Regions from separate parts of the Homo sapiens genome. Here region 1 is linked to region 2. A link is an interaction called in ENCODE POLR2A ChIA-PET data of the cell type or tissue named here. Cell type or tissue: PC-9. All regions are shown on one strand.

What was found. ChIA-PET counts read pairs that join two places held together with the same protein. Peaks named below come from ENCODE experiments on the same cell type or tissue, not always from the same donor. Only the 100,000 strongest peaks of a DNase experiment are listed, where the experiment ranks them.
Region 1: POLR2A ChIA-PET joins it to region 2 with 6 read pairs; 5 of 35 experiments call an interaction of 5 or more read pairs at or near these places.

What each region holds. Positions count from the first base shown.
Region 1 is chr12:3,015,998-3,018,497 of GRCh38, reverse strand. TEAD4 (TEA domain transcription factor 4) reads right to left here. Exons shown (of 13, transcript NM_003213.4): 6 at 972-1,100. Among named protein-coding and RNA genes, the nearest start is that of TEAD4, 58 kb to the right of the region's middle. In PC-9, no CTCF peak of the experiment used is centred here; no DNase peak of the experiment used is centred here.
Region 2 is chr12:2,892,127-2,894,626 of GRCh38, reverse strand. All of the region lies in intron 1 of TULP3 (TUB like protein 3), which reads right to left. Among named protein-coding and RNA genes, the nearest start is that of TULP3, 2.5 kb to the right of the region's middle. In PC-9, no CTCF peak of the experiment used is centred here; a DNase peak (open chromatin) is centred at 1,446; H3K4me3 peaks cover 454 bases; H3K27ac peaks cover 2,066 bases.

The sequences.
Region 1 (2,500 bases), 120 kb before region 2:
GGGCCCTGTGGTGTGGGGGTGGGGGTAGGACCGGGCAGGGCCTCCACTGGGAGGAGAGGCTGGAGCCCGAGGCCTCGCCTAGCTAGTGAATGCTAACAGGCCACAGCAGCACCCCCAGAGTGAGTTTCAGGGGGCTCTCAGGCCCTGTGGAGGAGGGGCTCCATGGGAAAAGCACCCAGGTGTGGTCCACACAGCACAGGGCAACTCCTGCAGAGTCACAGTGCAGACCTAAGGCTCAGAAAAGTCCCAGTGCCAAGAACCCACTTAATGCCAAGGGTCCCAAACTTACTCACAGAACCACTGTGTCCTATCTGTTTAACATGCAGATGGACTAGTGCTCTCTGGGACGCACTTTGAAAAATGCTGTGGCCTGGCACTGCCCCTTCCCCACGTGCCTAGGGCGGTGCTGCAGGTGCCTTGAAGACTCATTTAGTCCCTGGAGCCAAGAAAGCCCCTGTGAGGAGACAGCTCTGAAAAGGGGCCTTTCTGGATCATTCTGAGAGTGTGGCCAACATGGTCATGGCTGGGAAAGTTAAAATCTGACCAGGGGTTTGTTTTTGGGGCACCAGCTCTCCACCTGGCAGGAGGGCAGGAATGAGGCTGCGTGGCACGAGCTGCCCAGGTACATGCTGGTCTCAGGCTTCCGCTCAGCCCCCTTGGCTTCAGCTTCCTCATCTGTAAATTAGGCCAACATGGCAGAGCTACCAGGTGGTCAGCTCCTGGAAGCTCCCCCTTCCCCCTTGTGAAGTCTGTGGAGTCATTGCCGAGGACCCCAAGAAAGCCGTCCCAATACCAGCCAAGCCGGGATGTGTGTGGCCCTTGGGTCCTTGTTCCCTCCTTCCCTGACTGCCCTGGCCAAGAGGACTCAGGTGAGAGAAATCTGGGCTGGCCAATGCTTCTGGCTCTTCTGAACAGGGAGGAGGGAGGAGGAGAGGGCTGGCCTGGCCTCCAGCTCTCGGCAGCCCACTTACCCCTGAGACTGCTGGGCGGCCGGGGCCCCGGGCGAGGGCCATGCTACTGTGGAAGGCCGTGGCGGAGATGATCTGTGCAGACGACATGGCAGCCATGCTCTGCAGGGCCTTGTCCTTAGCTGCCTGGTCCTGGGGGAGACATTGCAAGGGAGGACCTCAGCAGGGTCACTAGTCAGGCTGAGGCCAGGCAGGTCCGGCCCTCGGGTCAGGGAAGCTGTCTCGCTGCCAGTGGCCAGAGCTGGGGGACCAGGCGTTAAGTCTGTGCCGTGCTATTAACTTGTTTTGCAACTGAGAAAGTCAGCTGGTTTCTCTGGTCAGTTTTCTCATCTGTCAAAGGGGCATGATACTTGCCCTGCTTCTTTCATCAGAGCTTACAGAGACATTATCTGTCATTTTATTAATTACGGGGCCACCTTCTATGCCTTGCTCACCTCTCTACCACAGGTGCCTAGCTCAGCACCTGTCTTGTGAAAACGATGCATGAATATCTGCTGGATCCCTCCTCGAGTGCACAGGAAGCATCATCCCTGGCCACACGGGCTGTCTGGAGGCAAGAGACCACCTCCTGTGGCCCCTCCTGCCTCAGTCCTGCCCTAAGGATCTCCCTGGGCACTGTAGGCACCTGGGACTCACCCATCTTTCATGTGTCAGAGTGTAAATACCCACTGTCTGCCCTCCAAAGGTTCCAAGACCCCAGAGGATGGGTTCACCCTGAATAGGCCCGGAACAAATAAGCACACAGGGAAAGCCACTTGGATGGCACGGGTAACAATAGTAATCGTTTGTTATATTCATATAAGCCAGTGGTTTCCATCCTGAGTGCCCGAATTCCAAAGGTCTTCAAAACCAATGACACAACATTCCCTATTTCAAGAAGCCTAATGGAAACTGTGTCTTTTTCTTCTTCTTTTTTTTTTTTTTTCCAGAGACAGGGTCTCACTCTGTCGCACAGGCTAGAGTACTGCACAATCATGGCTCACTACAGCCTCAAACTCCTGGGCTCAAATGATCCACCCATCTCAGCCTCCTGAGTAGCTGGGACCACGGGCATGCGTTACTGTACCCAGCAGGGATTATCCAAAATAAGACCACACACACACGGGCTGGAACAGCAAGTATTATTCACTGTCTGCAGCTTTATCGGGGCTAAATGGCTCGACTGAGTCAACTCAGGGGCTCTGATTAGAAATTTGATACCTGGCCGGAAGTGGTGGTTCATGCCTGTAATCCCAGCTCCTGGAGAGGCTGAGGTTGGTAGATCGCTTGAGCCCAGGAGTTCTAGGCCAGCCTGGGCAACTTGGTGAAACCCTGGCTCTACAAAAAATACAAAAATTAGCCAGGTGTGGTGGTGTGTGCCTGCAGGCCAAGCTACTCAAGGAGCTGAGGTGGGAGGATTGCTTAAACCTGGGAAGCAGGGGCTGCAGTGAGCTGAGATTGCACCACTACACTCCAGCCTGGGCAACGGAGCAAGAATCTGTCTAAATAAATAAATAAATATCTTTATGATGATTATTATTTTTTCAGACAGC
Region 2 (2,500 bases):
ACTGCACCTAGCCTATTATTGAGCTTTTTATCTTGACAGATCTCTTTTTTGTGTGCGTGCGTGTGTGTGTGTGTGTGTGTGTGTGTGTTTTTGAGACGGAGTCTTGCTCTGTCACCCAGGCTAGAGTGCAGTGGCACAGTCTTGGCTCACTGCAACCTCCACCTCCCTGGTTCAAGCGATTCTCCTGCCTCAGCTCCTGAGTAGCTAAGATTATAGGCACCTGCCACCATGCCTGGCTAAGTTTTGCATTTTTAGTAGAGATAGGGTTTCTCCATGTTGGTCAGGCTGGTCTTGAACTCGTGACCTCAGGTGATTTCCCCCCCCCCGCCCCGCCCCCCCGCCATCTCGGCCTCCCATGGTGCTGGGATTACAAGTGTGAGCCACCATGCCCAGCCTACTGTTTATATTTCTAAAGAGAAATCATGGTATATGGACAAACCACCGACTGGGATTTCTTAGATGACTCCAGCTCACAAGGTCACACCACAGTGGGAAGCACGCCTTCAATTCTCAATTCTCTATCACTTACAAAAGGCCAGATAGGGCTCAAGTTCCAGCACCAGCCAACCCCCGTCATCTCCAGGGAATCTATATTATAAAATGCCTAGCCTCAACAAAGGTCCTGAGTGTTGTTTCAAATTTCACCTCCAATTTTCACTAAACATTTCTGATATAAGAAAATAGGCCAAGCCTGGTCGCTCACACCTGTAATCCCAGCACTTTGGGAGGCTGAGGCAGGAGGATCACTTGAGACCAGGACTTCAAGACCATCCTGGGCAACATAGTGAGACCTTGTCTCTACAAAAAAATAAAAATTAAAAAAAATATTTGTAGTTAATAATTTCTCTATTTTGTTGAAAATAAATCTGCTTCATGATAAAAGTTACATAATTCCAAGAAAAAAAAAAAACACAGAAAACCTAAAAGTTGGTTGTTATCCTTACATTGAAAGGCAGTAATACAGAAAATTCTATCAATGTATTTCATCAAAAACATTAAACAGCCAGGCAGGGTTGGGGGGCTCACGCCTGTAATCCCAGCACTTTGGGAGGCCGAGGCGGGCGAATCCCCTGAGGTCGGGAGTTCAAGACCAGCCTGACCAACATGGAGAAACCCCCTCTCTACTAAAAATATAAAAATTAGCCGGGCACGGTGGCGCATGCCTGTAATCCCAGCTACTCAGGAGGCTGAGGCTGGAGAATCACTGGAACCCAGGAGGCAAGTAAGCCAAGATGGCGCCACTGCACTCCAGCCTGGGCGACGAGAGCGAAACTCCGTTTGGAAAAAAAAAAAAAAAAACACATTAAACACACAACCTGAAGCCCAAAAAGAGAAAAAAGCAAGAGACTCCCTCTTAGTAACAAATGAGTTAAACACTGATAGAAGTTGCACTAACATTACAGAGGGCAGGAGAAACATTTGGTGACTCACACATTCCCCTTTGATGTCAATTTTACAATTTAGGGCCAAGTGCAGTGGCTCAGGCCTGTAATCCCAGAAGTTTTGGAGGCTGAGGCAGGCAGATCACTTGAGCTCACTTCGACACCAGCCTGAGCAACATGACGAAACCCCACCTCTACAAAAAATACAAGAAATTAGCCAGGTGGTGCCACGCACCTGTGGTCCCAGCTACTAGGGATGCTGAGGTGGGAGGATCGCTTAACCTGGGGAAGAGGTTGAAATTAGTTGAGATCGCCCACCACATCCTAGCCTGGGCGACAGAGTGAGACCCTGTCTCAAAAAAAAAAAAAAATTAAAATTAAAAGAAAAGAAAATAAAATTTAAAGAGCTAGTTTCTTTCGGAAGAACAAGGAGGGGGCCAGGCGCAGTGGCTCACGCCTGTAATCCCAGCACTTTGGGAGGCCGAGGTGGGCAGATCACCAGGTCAAGAAATCGAGACCATCTTGGCCAACATGGTGAAGCCCCGTCTCTACTAAAAATACAAAAATTAGCTGGGCGTGGTGGCGCGTGCCTATAGTCCCAGCTACTCAGGAGGCTGAGGCAGGAGAATCACTTGAACCCGGGAAGCGGAGGCTGCAGTTAGCCGAGATCGCACCACTGCACTACCGCCTGGCGACAGAGAGAGACTCCGTCTCAGAAAAAAAAAAGGAAGGAAAAGCCTCTTGGTCCCAATTTCAAAGTCAATCCCGCATCCCGTTTTTTTTTCCCCAAAAAATCTGAGTCATATCAAACATCTGGTACTCATGAAATTTACTACTTTAAATTCATGGAATTAAAACTGAGCGCCCACAACTGAACAAATATTTTCGGAATTCAACCAGAGATGCTGAATACTAACTTTATCTCCTCTACCACTTACACCTGTAAATGTAGTTTTCTTCCTCGACTTGGGAAAAAAAAAAGCACAGTGAACAAATTTCAGAGTGCAGCTATCACCTCAATAGAACTTGACGAAAAAGGAAAATACATGTTCTTTACCCCCAACAACTTTGTGACAATTTTTAAAAATGGTTTAAAATTGTTTAAATATCTACTAGTG